2 separate regions of the Homo sapiens genome follow, and region 2 is linked to region 1. Evidence: chromatin loops called from intact Hi-C (ENCODE). Cell type or tissue: A673. All regions are shown on one strand. Links, peaks and the distances in the headings refer to the core of each region. The heading gives the core; the rest is flanking DNA. Region 1 overlaps CRIM1 (cysteine rich transmembrane BMP regulator 1). Region 2 overlaps CRIM1 (cysteine rich transmembrane BMP regulator 1).

The links. Peaks named below come from ENCODE experiments on the same cell type or tissue, not always from the same donor. Only the 100,000 strongest peaks of a DNase experiment are listed, where the experiment ranks them.
Region 2: a loop joins it to region 1, with 3 times the contacts of the local background. A loop is called at or near these places in 13 of 110 quality-filtered maps.

What each region holds. Positions count from the first base shown.
Region 1 is chr2:36,451,571-36,461,977 of GRCh38, forward strand. All of the region lies in intron 4 of CRIM1 (cysteine rich transmembrane BMP regulator 1), which reads left to right. Among named protein-coding and RNA genes, the nearest start is that of CRIM1, 100 kb to the left of the region's middle. RefSeq lists an enhancer at 7,028-7,707 and silencers at 9,196-9,490, 9,616-9,910. In A673, for the core only: a CTCF peak has its summit at 8,475 (motif pointing left); DNase peaks (open chromatin) are centred at 1,871, 5,121 and 8,441; H3K4me3 peaks cover 1,115 bases; H3K27ac peaks cover 5,337 bases.
Region 2 is chr2:36,399,166-36,409,572 of GRCh38, forward strand. All of the region lies in intron 2 of CRIM1 (cysteine rich transmembrane BMP regulator 1), which reads left to right. Among named protein-coding and RNA genes, the nearest start is that of CRIM1, 49 kb to the left of the region's middle. In A673, for the core only: no CTCF peak of the experiment used is centred there; DNase peaks (open chromatin) are centred at 4,796 and 5,346; H3K4me3 peaks cover 664 bases.

The DNA of each region.
Region 1 (10,407 bases), core at 785-8,784:
AATGGAACGAGCAGCAGGATCAAGAATCCTTTAGTGCTCTGTGTGCTCAAATGCTTATCCTTCCGTGGTAGAGCTTTCCAAAGTTTGTCAACTCTTATCTCCAGAGCTACAGCCCATAACTCTGCGGTTTGAAGCCTTTAGGAGGGTGTTGGGAGGTGGGAGGATCACGCAAGAGTCAGAGGCTGTCAACACAGTGCGCATCAACCCAACCTGACAAATATGTCAAAGCCAGAAACTTCCTGAGGGTGGCTTGGAACTGTCAGGGTCATGTTCAGAGCTCAGAAAGCACTTCTTTTTTTCTTCTTGGAGACAGTTTTAAGTTTTTTTAGGCCATCAAATAATATTTCCTGTAGATCCATGTGCTTTTTACCATTGTGCTAGGCAATTAAGTTGCTTATATCATGCCTACTCAAGCTAACCAGTTTTAACTATCCCTGCATATGCATTTTCAAAGGGACTTTATCTAATTAAGAGTGTTGTAATTCATTATCATGTCCATCTGTTCTAAGATAGTGTCTCAGAGAAGATGGCACTTAACAGTTTGGGTTTTTTTTTTTTAAGATTGATCTGTTAGTAGACAAATTTCCATAATTCAGTTCATTTTTGTTGTTGTCGTTCCCTTTAATTTGAATAATTTCTCCAGCTGCTTTTTGGGAGTAAATAAAATTAAGTTATATAATAAGTAAAATATGCATTAGCACAGCACAGATTTAAAACATTCCTGACTCCTGACATACTATTATGGTAGCATTCTCTCTGTTTTTAAACACATGCAGAAAAAAATTTGGAAGTGTATTTGAAGCTCATCTTTCTCAACTAAGAAAAGAACATCTATTCTGTTGCCCTCTGTCACAGTAATTTTTGGCCCAAAAGAGCGAGTCAACTCATGACTAAAAAAGCCAGAGTCTATATTAAACTCTGATGTTTTTAAAACAAAATAATTGTAGGAATTCCATGTTATTATTGGACCTATCCCCAGATTGAAGAAAATATGCTTTCCTAGAAGTAAAGCCATTGCCCATTGGAAATGAACTGTCTCCCTAGTAGAGTGTTTGATTTGTCAATAATTCTCTTCAGATGCGTGCGTGCTGTGTTTCCTGTACTAGGGCCTTAGGCTTTTTTTATCTCACCTTAAATTTGACCTAGTGTCTAGCCTTATTTTGTATTTGTCTTAGTCCCGAAAACAAGCAGGGAAGGCTCTCAGTCAGTGGCTTCCAGTTTAATCCGAGTGGTCATGGATATCACCAGACACTGTATATGTGGCCCTCCGAGTCGGACTGAGAGAAGGTAACTTAACTGAATTCCGTAAGCCTTTCAGTAAAGTTGAAAGCGGAATCCACAGCGTGATAATATTGAAACTCAGAGGTCTCTCCATACCCTCTTTTGCTATGTCATCATCATGGCACATGCAAACAGAACAGCTCTGCAAAAATGCTTTGTGAAATTACTTGCATAGCTAATAAGCAAGTCTAAAATGTAAAAGCCCTACCTGTAATGAAAATACCAAAAGCAACCCAAATCACGGAATATATTTTACTCTTCATGTACACCTTTACATTGGATATGGCTTATTGGGTTCCCCATCATTGTAGTTGCAACAGTTTGCAGATAATTCAGGGTTATATTTGGTAGACATTTAATTGCTAATTAGAACCCAGGAGGTAGAGACAGCTGGTTTCTCTTGGCCTTGGTCAGTCTGTTGTGAATGTATTATACAGCAAGTGGTTTGTAAATTATTCTTTCCTGACTTTGCTTTTGATTGAAAAGAAAGGAAGTTATATGTCATGGCTCTTATGATAATATGATCAGGGACTTTGATTTCCATAGCTAGATCATGAAGAGTTTTAATGATAATTCCTAAGACATTAGATTGTGGATTCTTTGAGGGCAAGGACCCACCCTATATATTTCATTCTCATCAGTACCTAGCACGGGTAAGTAATGAATGCTTTTAACTAAATTAGATAGACAATTAGTCTGCAGCAAAAGTCCTAGCATCAAAACCCCATAGTGTTCTTGGATTGTTCAGGGAGCAGATATTTTGAGCATTTGTCATGTGCCAGGCATTGGGCTACCCAGCAGGAATAAAATATAGTCGCTGATGTCTAAGAGCATATATTATAAAGGGAAGGCAAATATGTATAAGTCATTGTAGTTTAAAGTGTTGTGTGCTTTGGTAGTAGAAGTGTGCAAAAAACACAAAGTTAGCAAAGCAAACACATGCTAATTCCTATTTGGAGAACGGTCAGATTTGACTTTTGAACTGAGTCTTTAAGAATGAGTCAGAGTTCACAAGATGGAGAAAGAGAGAAGGGCATTCTAGGCTGTTGTTGATTTTTCGACTTGTAATGTGTCTTGCAGCTTAAAACATTAACACTAATCCCACCTACCTTTATGATTCAAGAAAAAGGGAATTCATGACAATGTTGGGTTTTCTTGAGATAACCACTCCATTGCAAGACTGCATTACTTGTTTAAGGTGTTTTGTTACTTTCCTGTTTCTTACAAGTGAAGACGCTTCTTAGTATGGTAGGCAAGGCCCCATATTACTCAGCCCTGACCTCCCTCTCTGGCCATGACTCCTGCCAGTACCCCCATAATAACCCCAGTCCTCCTCTCAGTACATAGTGTACTTCTGGTGGGCTAACCTATTAGTTTAAACTTAACACACTGTATTCTTTCTTGCCTTTGTAAATTTAGTGTGTTCTTTCCTCTATCTGGAATGCCTTCCCTCTGTGCCCACTCCCCCACATTTGATGGTCATTTCACAAACTGCCACTCACACCCCTCACCACCACCACACACAAACACACACACACACATACAGCATCAGCTGTTTATCTTTGTGCTGCTAGTTAGAGAAGGCATCATGGAAGAAGTGATCGTCAGGAATGAACCGAGGTCTCTGAGGCATGATGGGGGGCTTCAGGGTAGAAGATGCAGAGTAGCTCTGACTTTTCTCTAGCTGCTCTTAACAGCTTGAGTATCAGCACAGAGGAAGTCAAAGGGTTGAATCACAGTTTGCAGTTAGTAGTTCTTGGGGCTGAATTTTACCCCAAGACATGTTTTCTTTAATGTGCCCCTTTTTTTCTATTTTTAAATTAGTCACTGATATTTAAAAACTGGCATACTTCACGTAAAAATCTGGCTTCTCTTGAGTACATGGAAGGTATGCCCTCATTGAGTTTACCCTTTGGCATGGAATGAGTAGTGATGCCCTGTTAGAGGTCACAGACCTTCTTGAGGTGTCTAGAGTCCCCCTCTACTCTTCTAGGATTCCTGCCTGATTCAGGTTTGCCATCTCTGGGATTAAGTAAGTTGGGTTTGGGAGACAGATACAGAAGGAGGATAAAGAGGCAGGAAAGGTAAAGGCGTTAGGAAGATGGTGGTTCAAGTGAAACACCGTGGGTTTTGGGCTCCGTTGTTAAAGAGGTACAGTCAGGAGGAGGTTCAGGCCGCAGAGAAAAGGAAACGATCTGGGGAGTAGATGTCTCAGTGACTTTGAAGTGTCAGTGTGGTAGAGCATGGGCCAGGGAGAACTGGAAGGATGGACCATTGTGATCAGCAGATAGGATGTGTGACTTCAGAGAGTTCAGAGAGCTGTGGCTGCAGGACTGAGTCACCGAAGTAGAGGGGGCAACAAGGGTCACTGGATTCCAAAAGATCAAGTGAGGCCAGAGTATTGAAAATACTTTGTCCACATAGACTCTCAAGCCTCTCAGATTATAATCATATAAAACAGCTAACAGGTGTTGTGTGCTTCTGTGTTCCAGGCACTATCCTGGGTGCTTTTCATCAGTTCGTTTAATCCACATAGCAGTCATATGATATGTGGGTACTTTAATCATCCCCACTGTACATAGGCTACAATTGAGGCTTAGAGAGATTACTTAACTTACTCAAGGTCACATAGTTCCTAAGCGGCCAGAACTTGAACCTAAGACTGTGTTGTTGCCAAAGTGCATTCCCCAAACCTCTGCCCTCTAAAGCGTTGGATAGGAGACAGAGTCACCGGAAGGGAAGGTTTGCATGAGAGAGGAAAGCAACCATGTGCAAGTAGCCAGTGGTCAACTTGGAGAATGCTGACCTCCCTTCCATCCCAGGTGAATAAGTGAGTAGGATGTGGGGATTCTCAGTCTCACTGGAGATGGCTATAAGGAAATAGAATCTTTAGGGGAGAGCCAGGTAAATGTTAGAAACAAATTCGAGTGGTGCATTGTGTGATATGTTCGGAGGATGGGGGAGTTTGTCTGCAGAGGAAAGTTTGGAGGAAGCAGGGGAGTCAGTTGGAAGGGATGAGTCCCAGAGCAGTGCTCTCTGGGGATGTGCATTCCTTGGAGGATGAGAGACAATACGGTCTTTCACTTTGCACTGATGACAAGGATGAGAGGCTGGGAATTGACTGCCCAAAGGAATCCAAGTGGATGCATGCTTAAAGTCATCTGTTTCAGCACTAGCTCAGGCCCCAGATGGTTCTGGCGGCCTGAAGGAGTGTTAGCAGCCAGGCAATGGAGGCTTTGCTCAGATTTTCAAGTAGAAGGTTAGTCCAGACATCGTTGGTGTTTGTTCTTTGTGTGCTCTGGGGAGAGGATTTAATAGTCAACCTCCCATTGTGTTCTCATTTGTGGTTATATATAAAAGCTTCCCTAAACTAAATTCCCTAAACTTAGGGCCAGAACCCTGTGTATCCCCAGCCGCAATCCAGCTTAGTACCTGCTGCATGTACACACTCGGTAAACAGCTACAAAATCATTACGTGTTCATAAACAAGCTGATTCATTGTTCCAAAGCATCTATTTTCTGAGGCAGTTGGAAATTCCACTCTGAAGTGGGAATAACCTATGTTGCTAAACTAAAACTTATTCTCCACTTCCCAGCCCAGTTCTCCTTTCCACAGCGTGATGTGCCAGTTTCCCTTCCTCCTTTTCCAAACTAGTCCTTCATGCAGCTCTCACTCCCATCCTGTCTTACTCTCTAAAGCCATCCTACCAGCCGTGAAAGCAGATGCCATTGTCTTCCCCTAGACCTACGGAAGTGAAGGCAGGGAGCCTTCCGTTCCTGGGACTTGGCCAGCTCTCGATGTGTGATATCGGATTGTTGAGCTGGACTGAGTGGCCCAGGATTTCTGCCAGATCCCAGCTGTAACATTTCAACAGGGGCACGGGCCCTGCGATTACTTTCAGCTGTGTTTCTGCTGTGTCTGTCTCCACCCCCCCACCACCCACCGCTGGGGTTGAGTCCCTTCAAAACTAACCCTGATTTTTTTTTTTTTTAGCCACTCACGTCAAGGTAGTAATTTGTGAAAGATGCCGTTGTTTTCTCCCCACCACACCTACTTTCTGTGGGGCAGAGTCCTAGAAGATAATTGTTAAATTCTTATAGGAACCACGTAGACTTACAACTTCTGTTCTCCTGCAGCTTATACCACTTTCCTTTCAACTTAGCACCTTAAGATAAGCTTCCGGAGCCACATGCCAGCCTCGAGGAGGAAGCTAGGAAGAGAAGAGCTTAATGGCTGCTTTATTATTATTACCAGTAGTAGGAAGGCAAGGGAATATTTTATTTTATTTTTATTTATTTTATAAATTTTTTATTTCCATAGGTTTTTGGGAAACAGGTAGTATTTGGTTACATAAGTTCTTTAGCGGTGATTTGTGAGATTTTGGGGCACCCATCACCTGAACAGTATACACTGAACCCAAACCTAATTGTCTTTAACTTATACCTTCCCTACATGTGAGCATGTCCTTTGATTCCTCCCCCCAGAAAAAAACAAAGCGTAAAACAACAACAACGAAAGGCAGAGTGATTTTTTCTGGTGGTCTTCAAAGGGAAAGTGTTGAAGAAGGTACAGTTTCTGCTCACTGTACACAGGGGAGGGATGGCTGCGGGGGGAGAGTGTGATCCCCAGGGCAGGGCTGCACTTGCTGTGGCTACAGCACATCTGTCAGTGTTAGGGGGTGTAAATGCCAGGAAATCACGCAGGAATAAGCTTGAGACAGGGGAGAAAGGGTGAAGGAGGGTTAGTTATTCATACACAGATAGTAGTAAATCTCTTATGGTGAGGCACGAGGAAAACTGTGAGCCTAAGGAACTTTCATAGGGAGGAGTGCTGTTTTCCATAAGAAGGGTTGGACCCTCAGATAGGAAACCTGTTTCTTTTTGGATATTTTATTTGCAGCCTTTAAAAAAAAAAAAACTTACACATTCCTGGAAAGAGTAAGAAATTTAATCAGTAGAAAGATAGTACATCGAATTTAATTAAAGTTGCAGCTACTTTTTATAGAATAGCACTGTGTTTTATATGTCATTATAATTTCCATTCCCGACAAGCTATTTCATTAACACACTGTGTAGAATCCTAGTAACACAAGGGCTTTGCCCTTTTTGCTCCTCATTTATCCTTGTTTCCTGACTAAAGGGCGACCTCCCACCCACCTGTAAGTAGTTTTTAATTTATAGGCGGTCATGTCTCCACTTTTGAAGGCCTCAAGCACTCACTTCCGGTGTGTAGTAGATCCAGTATTGAAAGAAATCTTTTCCAGAAGACCTCACTGACTTGTTTTCCTCTAGGATACGGGCAGAGGAAGATCAGAGTCTGCTGGGGAAGATGAGGAATATGATGGCTTGCTGCTTCCGAGCTGCCTCCTCTGCAGAAGGAGCCTACTATGGGGAATGTTAGGATAACATCAGCACCCACACCAGGAGGATACCTCTGGGGTGACGGGGCGAGGCAGAGGTTGAGGGGCATTCCTGTTCTTTGCTGAAAGGGCTGTGGGAGGGGCAAACAGGACTCCTAGCCCTGTGGCCTCCTCCAGGAATCTCCTGTAGGTTATCTTCCTTTAAGGTTTTTCTGGTCATTGTAGTAAAACAAACTGTTGACCCTTGCGCTTAGTTATGTAGGGTCTGAAACATGCCTAGTGGTAGGGAGACAACAGCATCTAGCATGTTGTTTCTTTTCCGGCCTTGCTTAGAGTTCTTTAGTAGGGAAAAAAAAGTTATATAATTATTATGCCCCCACGAAAAACAAAACGTCACCAGTGCAAAGGCCCTATCTTGAGCTGGGCCTGAAGGTTGAGGTGCTTGGAGAGGAGGAGGATCAGGGGAGTAAGGGACACAAGGTGACTGATGTTCCTGAAGGACAGGGTGCAGGTGAGTGAGAAGAGGATGAGCTGAGGTCAGTTTGCAGCAGTGACGGGAATGGGAATGGCAGTGATAGAATCAAAGGATTTTATATTTAGAGAAGAGTTTATTATGATCCACCTGTCTCACTTTATGGATGAGAAAACAGTCTGCAAGAGTTTAAGTAGCTTGCTAGCAGTCACACATTTTTCTTCTTTGGGTGACAGTATTGGATAAATTGGTAATATTTCTGTTCTTTTCTTCCCTCGTGGTATCTCTCACTTTTAAGCAATGGTATTCAGGCAGGAAGGAGTCTTTGTAAGTGATCTAAAACAAGTACTAGTAATCATTGTTCTCATTATAATGTTAAAACTAGTTGTACTTGTTTTTTGCTTTTTTGTTTTTTTTTAGTGGAAAGTACAAATTAAACTGTGACCACCCAGGCTTTGCGCATCTAGGCACAAAGTTCTTGGAAAGTGGATTGCAAATTCCCATCAGCAGACTCTCCTGGAGAGCCTATTATATGGGCAGATTCTGGAGCCGCTCCCCAAACCTGCAGAAAAACAATGTTTGAGTGGGTACCCTGGCATCTGCATTTTAAACACATTCCATAGTCTTTCCTTCCACATACTAATTTTGAAAAGCACTGTACCTAGAAGCTTGCAGTCTAAAATGTATAAAAATAAAAAATATAAAACAATACATGGTCTAACCCCTGACTTAGTATCCATGAAAAAGTTTATTTCAGATTATTGGTTGGGTACCTTTATCATTTTTTTACTATTATTTATAAGACAAGTAAGACATGCCCCCTGCACTAGAGGAATTCACAGGAGAAACAGTCTGATTTTGATTTAGTATGATGGGCCGATGCACTTCAAGAGTTACTACCGTTACGTACTGTTGCAAGTCAGAGGAGGGAAAATTAATCCTGTTTGTTTTTTGACCAGAGAAGGTCTTACAGGGTAGATGGTCTTAAGGTTGTGGGGAATTCACCAGGGGCAAGGGAGAGGCAGGGATTTGAGGCTGGGTGGACATGAGCTGTGGCTGGAGTGATAAGGGGTGGTGGCAGGTGATTGAGTGACATCAGATCATCATTGTTGCTGGAGTGTAGGGTGTGTGCAGGAACCAGTAGAATATGGAAACTAATAACAGGTAGAGGCAGACTTAGGAGCACCTTGCAAGCTATGCCCAGGAGCTCGGACTCTGACCTTCTGGCCTGCCTGGGATTGTCTGTGAAGTCCAGGAAGCAAAGGACATGAAGGGAAAGCTTAAATGTGTACTCACCGCCCTTCAGTCAGCAGAACCTCCTAAGGGGGTGAGTGCCCTCTAGGGGTTTCCATGATTTCTGAGTTCCATTGTACTCAGGCACTCAGGTGCCCACTGAGCTTGAATCCATTACCTACTTGAGAAAAAAAAAAGACAGCTTTACCAAGTCCCACCTGGCTGCAGCTGTGGTTACATTATGCAAAAATTTATTAATGTGGTACCTCGATTGATCATTATATTAACTCTAAGGATTACATTAGAGGCTTTATTTTTCTGGTTACTTGCAAATACAGGTTGCATCTTCTTTGAAGTTAAAAAGCCCTTAGCCCACATATTGTATGATTCCATTTATATGAACTATCCAGAATTGGCAAGTCCATAGAGACAGAACATAAATTAGTGGTTGCTAAGGGCCGGAGATCAGGGGAAAGGGAGTGACTGCTAGTGAGTACAGGATTTCTTTTTGAGATGATGAAAATGTTCTGAAATTAGGTACTAGTGATGGTTATACAACCTTGTGAGTATAAAACCACTGAATTGTGTACTTTAAAAGGGTGAATACTTATCGTAAGTGAATTATATCTCAATAAAGCTGTTTTGTTTCATTTTTTAAAACCTTAGCACTTCTGCTCAAGGTCATGCAAATAGCTCTGCCTGGGGTGGCCTTTATGAATTCACAGTAGAGAAATCTCAGTGCTCTCCTCACTTTCTTTTGTGTTTTTGTTTTGTTGTGTTACTGTTATTCCTGTCTTGTTCCTCTGCAGTTCACTTCCACTTAAGAAACATTTATATGACTAGACATGATAGGTACTAGAAGAGCTTATGTTAAGGTGAGTCCTCAAGTTACCACAAAATAGAGAAAGAGGGTGCTGTAAGAAAAGTGTGGTGTTTGGGGGTTCAGAGAAGAAGCTGTTATCCGAGGTTGGCCTAGAAAGACAACTGGGCATAAGGGCTGGATGAGGAATGTGCAGAGGCCATTAGGGCAGGCAGTGCAGAGACAGCAAAGTGCGGACTTATTTGGAGAAAAGAGCATGACCGTAGCAATGGAAAATGAAGGGAAATACTGGGAAACAGAATTGAGAAAGGGTTATATGGACTTCAGAGTGTTGAATGCTAGGCTGAGAAAGTGATACATAAAATGAGGAGTAATGGAAGATAAATTTTGACTGCAGAAGTTTGGGAACTGAGCCTTAGGATGGGTGTAGCATGGTTTGGGAGAGACAGAGACGTGGGCAGGGGGAGATTGGACTAGAACTGGAAATTGGGGAGAGGGCTTCAGAAATGAGGGGTAAGTGTTGAAATCAGCTCACTGCAGCTTTTCTCATGAAATGCTGTTTGCTCTGCCCCTTTTGTGTTCTCCTTTCCTTTGCTTGCTCCTTATCCAGAGATGGGGATAAAGGGAGGGAAAGATTAGGGAGGACAAAAAGAATTAAAATGAAGAGAAAGAATGTGGTGAGGACGGTACAGGTTGCATGCGTCAGTTCTTCTGTAGTTCAGCATTTCCTGTTCATGACTCAGTAGAGGAAAATCTAGTCTCTTCTAGTGGAAAACACAGAGAACAGGAAACCCTATTTAAAATCAGGTCACTTGACTAAGCTGTGTAACTCCTGTTCCCATCGGTGAAAGGGAAGAATACCTCCTGCAGTGTGTGTTAACCAGAGAATCTAGAATAATCTTACTGAAGAATTTTTTAAAACTACATGGGACTCATATCATTTGTAGATATAACAGACTTCCTGGGCAAATATGGGTCATGATGGGGTCCCCTTTTGTTACCTGACAGAGTGAATGTAAACATACCTGTTAAAAGATAACTCATGTGAGTTGTATTATGTTGAAAATAAGGAATTGCTATTTGACCATTTCGAACTGCAAAACTGGCAGTTTCAGTAAGGTTTTAACCTAATAGATAGCTACCCAATAGATATCTGACCTAAGCCCAGATTTTTACCTTTTGTGGTTCTTTCATCAGCTCTTTCTTGATTAAGATGCTAATTTCACGTTCAGGGGAAGCTG
Region 2 (10,407 bases), core at 1,698-9,697, 51 kb before region 1:
TATGAAATGTCTTAAACATTGTGCAACAAGCTTAAGCCGGGTAATATGAGCAATCAGAAATCATTATAGGTTTATGAACAGACAGAATCAGAAAGAAGATGGTGAAGTCAACATTAGGCAGACTTTGGTTGTGGTGGAATGCAAACTGGATTAGCAGAGGGAGATAATGGCAGTCAAGAGGCTCGTTGGAGAGCTTTTCAGCTGTTTAGATGTGTTACCACAAGAAACTGGACTAGAGTGGCAGCAGGAAAACAGCAAAGAAGAGATGGATATGCACCATTTTGATGGAAGAACCTACGGTATCTGCTAGCAGGAAAGGGAAGGATGAAAATTACACAAAGATGATTCTAGGGTTTCTAACCTGAAATAGAATGATAGTGCAAGTAATAGAAGTAGGAAGACTTTTGAGGAGTCTCGTGATAAAATGGTACTGAAAATAGGGGTAATTATTTTAGGGCAATGTAGAGGTCAAGAAGAGCTTAAGAAAATATAGGAGATACTACAGCATGTTTGGATCATGACCGGAATGATTTAGTAAGAAGGAAAAGCCAATAATGTAAGAAAGGCGATTGCAGGAGCAAAGACTTTAAGGAATAAAAAGGACAAAATTGTTTGTTTCTCAGGGAAGTATAAAAGAAGGTCATCATCTGACATTGAGATGGAAGAAAGGGTGTGGAAAATCAAAGAGAAAGAGGAAAATGTAAACAGACATCTTTAAAGGAGAGGACAAATGAATTAACTAGGGAAATGTAGTAGGGTCACCTACTGGTGCTGACAGCTTACTTGAGGTTAGTGGTTATGCCTTTGAAAAGAGGCTGGCCAGCACAGTTGCGTGATTTTCTCTAGTTCTTATGTAGGTGTGCAGTTTAGGTAGAGAGGTAGCCGGTTGGGTATTTTCTTGACCATTCTGGTAGAAAGAGAGAGAGGGAGTCATGGGGATTGATGATTATATAAGAGAACTTTATGGTGATTGACCATTTAATCTACACTGAGAAGGAGACAAAATCAGGGAGTCAGTGATATGGAGAGTAGAGGGGAGGTTCTAGTGGGATTGAAGAATTAATGGAGTGAGATAGCTAAGGAAGCAAGTAGAAATGAATACTTGAAGAGAAAGTTATTATTGGTTGTAATGAGGGTTAGAAATTACTATGGATGATGTAGTTGATTGAAGAGGGGTGAAGAACAACATCACTGGGGGTGGGAGGTCAGATAGGTGAGTCAGGATGGAGTGCCTCTACCAATGATGAAGATGCCAAGGAATAGTAGCAGGGAAGAGACATGGAGCCAGAGGTTCTGCAGGTAAATGCCACACCTCCGTGTGGCTGGTGATAACCTAATTGCTTATGCTTCAAGTGGAGAAAGTTTTATTTTTTAAAGGGGAAAAGGAAGAATGATCTTTAAGTAGCAGTGAGAACAAAGAGGATACCTATGCCCCTTCCAGGATTTATGGAATGTGGGAGATAAAGCCATTCCCATTTGAGAAGACTTCAAGGGAAAAAGAGTAATCAGGTACTACCTAGGTTTCAATTTACACAAGAAGGTGAAGGGAACATCCAGATGGAAGAATGAGGGCAGAAAGAATTTTGTTGATAAGCTCTAGAAGGCACAGAATGGGATTTGGGAGGGAGGCTTGTACAGGGCATGGGTGATTTTGCAAAGCCAGGAGGGGTTAAGAGTGCAGTGATGATGGATGACCTGGCGAATTTAGACTTGCTCTCGAATCTCTTACAGGAAGGTGAATAGTCTAGTTAAAGCCTCCTTTTAGGGACTCTTCTTTGAGTAGTTTATAGTATTAAGGGTGTGCAGTGGTGGGGATAGGGCAAGCAGAATGGTATTCTTGGCAGAGCATAATGAGAAAACATGGGTCTCCATTTCTGTGTTTTTGGTGGTGATGCTGAAAATGAATTCGAAATGTTGCTATAACATTTTTTAAAACGTGTGGAAGTCATTGCAGGCCATTTCAATGTTATAGACTTATGGAGAATACTGGAAATTTCTGGGCATTGAAAAAGTTCCTGTGTATTACTTATGTTTGTTTAAAAGGAGTTGGTCCTCAATTTTACTCAGTGTTTTCTTTTCTAAAATACTTGAACATATCACCATAAAATCAGTTTGTTAAAAATATAAAGGAAATAGGATACTGGATAACAGTCAGCCGTGGCTTAGTGCAGAATAGTTTGTCAGAGTGATCTGTATTTTCTAAGGAAGAAGTCTGATAAAGGGAATGACCTGCAAGTTATCCCACCTTGATCTTAACAAAGTTTATGCTTCCGTGCCTTACTACTTATTCATCAGTGATTTGGGATATGTTAGACTGAGCACCACAAAAGTTAAATTAGTGCACCATGGGCACATCAGTTTGATGCAGTAGTAAAAGCAGTGCCAGCCTCTATAGCGCCAGCCTCTGCAGCTGCCACAGGTGTGTTCTAGGGGTCTCTCTGGGCTCAGTGGTCATAAGTAATGTCAATACCAAAGGTTTCCATGATGCAGTGAATAAGTTGAACTTTTAAGTTTGCCTATAATTCCAAGTTGGGTACATGGCTTTTAAAAAAATTATTGTAATTCAGTGGTCATAATTCAAGAATTAATCAGAAATGTGAAACCATGCCACATTTGGTGAAGAATATAAAACACCCTGGAAATCATTCATCTGTTTATTTCATCCAGCAAGTATTTATGAAATGCCAGATACATACGTGACACTGTTGTAGTTGTTGAGGATACAGCTCTCATGGAGCTTAACTCCAAAGGGGGACTTGGACTGAAGTCCTGCCACCGGAACTCTAGCATGGAGACACTTTCAGCTGTAGCAAGAAACCTTCTGCCATCCCCTAAGTACAGGGAAGACAGAGGCTCCCAGCTCTGTGCCCACCCACATTTTTATACAGGGCTGAAGGTCCATGGGGAGCCTGGGTGTCATGCACCAAGGGTGTCTCCTAGGTTTCTCAAACTTGAGAGAGCCTGATGGTCACACAGGCAGTAAATACATAAATAAACAAGAAAATAGCATATGGTATGATAAAAGCTTTGGAAAACAGTAACCAGTATGCTGTGATAGAGAATTACTTGGAAAATTGCTGTATTCAGGGACCTCAGGGACATATTCTATGAAGGAAGGGCAGTCCAAACTGAAATCTCAAAGCCCAAAGGAGTTTGCCTTATGATGACCTGAGGAGAGAGAATTCCATATGGACGGAACAGCAACTGCAAAAGCTCTAAGGAGAGAACAAGCTTGGTGTGTTGAAGGACTAGCAAGAAGAAACAGCGTGACCAGAATGGGGGGGAGGGAGGGGTAAGGGCCAGACCACCTGAGCCCTTGTAGAAGATGATGAGATGTATGGATTTTGTGATGAGTACACAGGAAAGCCATTAAAGGATTGTGAGCAAAGGTTTGACATGATTTGTCTTTTAAAAGATGAATATGGTGGAAAAAGAGACTGGTTGGGGTAGGGAGATGTAAGAGTATGAACAGAGCTGGCTGGTAGGGGTTCTTTTAGTAGTTCATGTAAGAGATAATGGGGACTCGTACCTGAGAGCTGGAGATGAAGAGAATTAGGTGCATTCGAGATACCATTGGAAATAGAATTAGCAGGAGTTGTTAATATGGATGTTGAGGGAAAGAGAAATCAAAGAGTACTCTTCGATGTGGAGTTTAAGCAAATTGTAGTGCCCTTTACTAGAGGGAGGACCAGATTTAGGAAGGACCCAGGAGTTTTGGGCAAATTAAATTTGACATCCACATAGAACTATTTGTCACAAGCAATTTTTAAATGTAATTCAGTAACTCATTAAGTAGAATTCATACATACATGCTCTATGGTGTATAATTACAAAGAGATATCCCTGAGAAAAGTCAAATCTCTCCAGAAAAAGTTATAACCTCATCAGGAGTTTGTATAGAAAAATAAGAATAACCTACTTTGCAGTGATTTATCACCAGGCAGAAACTGGCTGAAGAGGTGTCTGTGTTATCCATAAAATGTGTTTTCATCATTGCTGCATCACACATCACATGGGTTAGATTGGTGTAGAATATGTGGAACCTAGTGCTGCTTGCACAGTGAACATTTTGCAAAAGGAGGAAGACACTTAGGGCTTTAGATAATTCTCCTCTGTTTTAGCTGAAAACGTTTGGAGAACGTTGAATGGTTTATGATTTTTGGCTGTTTTGAATTATTTCCTCTATATAGAGAAAAAATAGACAATCAAAAATTGGCGTGTGATACTATACATCATTGTTTTATATTGAGTGGACAAATAAGAACCGTGTTGCATTCATAAGATGGATAAATCAAGGAAGGTTTTGTGGAGGAACTAGGAATTGGGTCCAACTCTGAGAAATTTGTTGATTGGCTCAGCAGAAGGGAAGGAGAGTTTAAGAGCAGCCTTGGATAGAAAAGAGAGGACGGACAGAGAGGTACAGATAGGAAGATACTAAGGAGGCCAAATCAGTGGGCTTCAGTGGCTGATTGACTTTCGGGGATGAAGAAAGGGAAGACTTCCAGATTGTGGGAGGACTATTATCAAGATAAATGCTGGAGAGGAGGTGGTCAGGATAGATTTTGGGAGGATGATAGGATATATTGTGGTGTCATTTATTAGAATGTGAAATACAAGGAGAGCAGCTTTGTGGGAGGTTGGATGAGGTAGGTACTCTGTTTGGTTATGTTTGAGGTATCTATGGAGAATCAAGGGGAGGATGAGAGTTACAGGTCTGGAACTCAGAGAGAGATCTGAGCTGGAGATAAGAATTTATGAGTCACCCTCTGAGGGAGACTGTGGTGTCTAATGACTTTTTGAGTACATAAATGATGTGAGGAGTATGAGCATTTTTAGGAAGATTAATGTGACAGTAATGTGCATAATGGAGGAAAAAAGTGACTGGCAATGTTAACACACCAAGAGTGATACCAAGTGTATCTTATACAAAAGGACCCCGTGCAGGGAAGCTGGCACAGGAAGTGACTCCTCTGTTAGCATGGTAGAAGAAAATCCAAGGGTTGCTACTGTTAGCCAAGTGAAAGTCTAAAACACAATTGCCAGTGCCCATGATATTGAGATGTATAAAATGGAATACATTATTTTAATTAATTGTTAATTGATTGGTTGACTAATTTATACTCCCTTGTTCAAAAAAGCCTTTAAAAGTATCTGACTATAGTAGAGCTGGTCAGACCCACACCTGGAATTAGGGCTAGTTCAGAGTAGAAGCACTGAAATGATTAAGTAATTGGATAGAGAGGTCAAGAAATAGGATTATAGTCATAGACTCTTTCAGTCCAGAAGGTACTCAGCATTCTCTACAAGTACCTTCCGAGGCGACCGCTTTCAGTTTAGAGCTGCTTTAATTGTTGATTCATTCATGCATTTATTCATGTATTCATTCAAAAAGAATGTATTGAGCACATGCCATGTGCCACTACACCTCAGATTCACTAGGGCAAATTTAGTTTGCTTTTACCTGAGGACTATTTTCTAAATGACCTAAATTGCAACACATTTTCAATATACTATGGGAGCTTGCTTTGTTTTTTTGTTTTTATATTTTGATTTTACATTGTATGGCTATGTTCTCTGAAATGAAACTAATTTTTACACAAAGACTTCTGTTTTATAGCCTTTTTTCTTTTCATTTTTAAAAGCGCAGATAACAGTTGCCTCAGATCATTAACTTAATTATCCTGTACTCTAAATTTACTATTTCAGTGCTACCTAAGGAAATGGTAATATCATGAGTTTTTTATTCCATTTTTAGTTTTTTACATTTCACTTATTTCACTTCCTTTTTTTCTTTACACAAGTAAAGCGTACGTGCTAAATTTTATTCTCGATTGTTACCTCGTCCTTGGTCTAGAGGCTGTAGTACAACCCTGTGCTGTGTGTGGCCTAATAAAATGTTGTAAATCTTATGTCATCTGTAATGTTTGTCAGTAAACAAATCTTTAGTATTTAGAAAGAAATATTATGCCATTTTTTATTTATATAACTTTTTTTCTCAAAAGCATTTTGGGTATTTTTTATGTGCGTGGGAGAAAATGCTCACAGAAAACACCCAAGTAAATGTGATCTGGTGGAGCTGGGAGTATTAGCATTCATGCCGCCTTTGAAATAGTGCAACAGAATTTCCTCTTAATGTTCCTGCCACTAGAACCGCTTCATGGAGACACTTTTCAGCTGTAGCAAGAAACCTGCTGCCATTGCATAAGTACAGGGAAGACAGAGGCTCCCAGCTCTGCCCCTACCCGCTGTCCCATACGGAGCTGAAGGTCCATGGGGAGCCTGGGTATCATGCACTGAGGGTGTCTCCTAAGTTTCTCAAACTTGAGAGAGCTTGATGGTCACACAGAGAGCTGGCTTAACTAGGACTAGACTAGGGCTAGGGAAATCTGCATTTCCAGCAAGCCCCAGGAGAAGCTGCTGCTGCCCATTTTCACCACAGTTTGAGTAGAAAAGTTATAGAGTGTTTATGTGAATCGACTTCGCTGCACAGAGAAATGGATTTGTTGTGCTGGTGTCAGAGAACATCATATCTTCAAGTAGTCACTGGACCTAATTTTGATTTCCACTACTTCTTTCATTGTTTTTTTAAAAAAGCATATCTTATACATTGCTTTGCTTCAAATGTTAATACATGGTAATGATTTCATTATGCAATTAAAAAATTTTTTTCTCAAGTAAATGTTAAATTAAAAATGAAATATTTCATATTATACAGGACCTCATGGTAAGGGACAAAACAAACCCTGGGACTCGGATGCTGGAAAAATCATTTGCTTTTAATAGAGTTGATCCTTTTCATAGGTTTACCCATTTGGTCTTTGCTAAACTTTACAAATATGTCTAAAACTTTATGTCTATGGATTTTTTTTGGCAATTATATTGATCTCCTGTATGGCATTAAATGCCATTATTTCAAAATATTTCCTAATATGTTATTGACTGTATTAGAAATAATCATTAATTCACAAAATCAGATATACTGAAAATTAAATTATATGTTCTCCAAAAATATAATTGCTGTTTACTATGAGAGTATTATATAGCAGAGTTAAACTAATAAGACAGTCGTTACAAATTATCACCACTGTAATTGTTCCATTGGAGGGAGGATGGAAATGGGTGGGTTTTGTACATTTTATAAGGTTTATGAAGTTTAAGGGAAAGGATTTTGGGGAAAGCTCTTGGCCTTTCCAAACTGCTGTTAATATACTCATTGATAGTGGAATATATGACCTTTGATGGCACTTGGGAAGCTAAAGGAAAAATCAGCTGGGACCTTGATGATAACGAGGTCCCTGACCCACCCGGAAGGTGAGGTTAAATGTGTTTTCCTTTGGTCAAGGGAAGGGAATTCCAGATCCTTTGCTCATGTCAGGAAAAACCTTTGTGGGGGCCAGGACTTAGTGTTTTAAACTTGATAAGTCTTACTAGTTTAACTCTGCTAATATTTGACCCCTCCCCCCCCCCCAAAAAAAAACAAAAAAAGATAACCTCTCAAACTGATTCTCTTACTCGTCCTGAAACCAAGCATTCTGTATTGCAAGGGCCATGCCCTCTTTGCTTCAGGACTTTCATGTGTACAGATTCCTAAATTTTAAGTTACACAGCTGCTTCATCAAACTTACTCATCATAGATTCTAGTTTTCTTAGGCTAGTTACATCTGAAAGTGGTATTATGCTTGTGAATGTGTTGCTTTAGCTCATATAATTTGTTTAAAAAGTTTATTTTAGAGGAATCCAGTTAACACTGCTTATCAAGTTTAGAAACACTAAGTCCTGGCCCCCTCGAAGGTTTTTCCTGACATGAGCAGAGGATCTGGAATTCCCTTCCCTTGACCAAAGGAAAACACGTTTAACCTCACCTTCTGCGTGGGTCAGGGATCTCATTATCATCAAGGTCCCAGCTGATTTTTCCTTTAGCTTCCCAAGTGCCATCAAAGGTACTTGTTTATAAGGCAGTAAGACCATTATGCAACTTTAAATTTTATCCCACTCTGTTTGTAAAGACAATCACAAATTGACAATATTCTTTGTCTTTTCTTTTTTGGAGCATATATACAGAAGCACACACACATATACATATTCGTGTGTATGTATATGTATATCTGTAAACACAGATATGTAAAGTGACTTTAAAATACAAGTACATGTGTTTCATTTTAAATTCTAGCGATGTCATTGGGAAAGAAAGTGTAGACAAAGTTACATATTTTTGTAAGTAGTGTACTTTTATTTACGTTGACAGTTAATATTTAAAAATTTTTTGTTACAGATACAAATTTTGGGGAGAATTGTCCTTAGAAACATGTTTTAAATCGTTGTTCTGATGTCTTGATAACTGGTACCAGGAAAATAAAAGGGTTACCAAAAGGCAGAAACCAGTTTCAAATTATCTGGGAAATAAAAACAGGAAACTCAGGGAACTTGGCCTGAGACCAGTTGGAGAGGAGCAGTTGTTGGTTGAATAATTATACCTGCATTTTAACTGTTGGAAGTCATACAGCGACCTTCTGGTTGTTGTGATTTCTTGTGCCCGTCAAAAAAAAAAAAAAAAAAGGAAGTCACGATTAAATATCTTATGTCCAGTTACCAACAGGAGTGTGAGTGTAAAGGAGCCTCTTTATTCCTACACATTAGGTTACAAAAAGGATTGGTATAAAAAACAAATTTTCCAGTTGACATTTAGAGTGATACTTTCTATACAGTCATCTGTAAACAGCATAATAATGTTCTATACCATTCATTCATGGATTTTTTTTCACCTTCTTCTTTGCTTTAACTCTTAACTCTGAGCTTTGAAGCCATCTCTTCTGTCCAAAGATGTGCCTAGTTCAAGCACTTTTCTGTCCTCTTTCCATACCTAATCCCAGGTTGGTTAAAGGAGCACCAGAAGTTGTAGGTGAGCAGGTTTTGCTACATCTGGGCTTTATTTCAGGATTAAATAGAATGTACTTACTATGTGTTTTTAAAAGAGACTTATTGTTAATATTGCAAGGACAAAAACAACCTGACAGGTTGAGCCAGATAAATGGTGTTCTTGAGGGCCGTGCCTAAAACTTCACCAACCCAGGATGCCTAAAAAATGTTGGTCTAATGACTGACCTTAGCAGGGTGACATGTTCACTGCTGGGGTAGCCCTGAGCACTCCTGCGCGTGTTTGTGGTTTCTGACTTGGCTGTAGGTGACCTCTCAGTTTTTCCCAGGGCTCGGCGTGTGCTCTGTAACACAGAGCTGCTGAGTTGCTGCTTTGCCCAGCTGTGTCCGGCTAAGCCCTGGCCCCCACAAAGGTTTTTCCTGACATGAGAAAGGATCTGGAATCCCAGCCCGGGAGGCCTTCTGAGCTGCTGGCAAAGGATGCTGTGAGTGGAGACCACTCCCCATGGCAGAGCTCCCTTCCCTCTAAGGGGAGCTGGAGCTGTCCCTTCTGTGTCCACAGGGGTTCTCCGCCTCCTGCAGAGCGGAGCTGCAGCCCCAGGCTTGTCTCCATCAACCAGAGGGTTTGCATAAGCAGGAGCTGTCAGGCAATTAAAACCTCGTTAGTTAGTGTAATTAGTATTCCAAGACCATGATCTGGGATTTTGGACAACTCAACCAAGCTGGACAGTTTATATCCTGCTTATGAGAAGAAAAAAAAAAAGTCTGTGCAAGGGAAGTTCAAGAAAGAGTCTGGGAGCATAACCACTTTAGCATAAACTCACAGACAGTCAAAAAAGTGATCATTTCAAATGTTCTTATAATTTTATCACTATAGGTAAGGAATCTCTATTAGACACTGTGTTTTTTCTACTCTCCTGTCTTGCCAGTATTATATATTTACTAGTATCTTGATTAAGAGATCCTCAGAGGGGAAAAAAAAAAAGCTCTTTTAAATAAAGAGAGTTTTAATTAAAAAAGAAAATAATTTGCTAATGGGAGGAAGCAGGGCTGAATGCATACCATCATACGTAAAAATATACCACTAAGCAAAGCCCTACTTTCCTCCAGTTCTTGTTGAAGGTTAATAGAGCTAACCTTACATGAAAATTGTAAAGATTGCCAAATTTGTCTTTTTCCCACTATGCCCTCCCTATTCTTTTAGTTTTTTTCCACCTCAGAAGCCCAGCATCATCTTTCTCTCGTTTCCACCAGTAACTATAATCTAGGAAAAATTTTAAATTTAAATTTACCCTTTTTGATTGGTTGTACCCTAGAGTGTTACCTCTGCCAGCATCCCCACATTTTAATCTTAATTGTGAAATTCATATTGAATTCAATCCAGAAAGAAGGAGCAAGGATTTCTGCAGTCAATGATACCCCTTCCTGACTGAGCCCTGCTCACTTGGGGAGGATTGTCCTGGGGCTGGCCCATTGCATAGGGGCATTTGAGATGAATATGGAAAGGACCTCGCCCTAAGAAGTCTAGTGGGA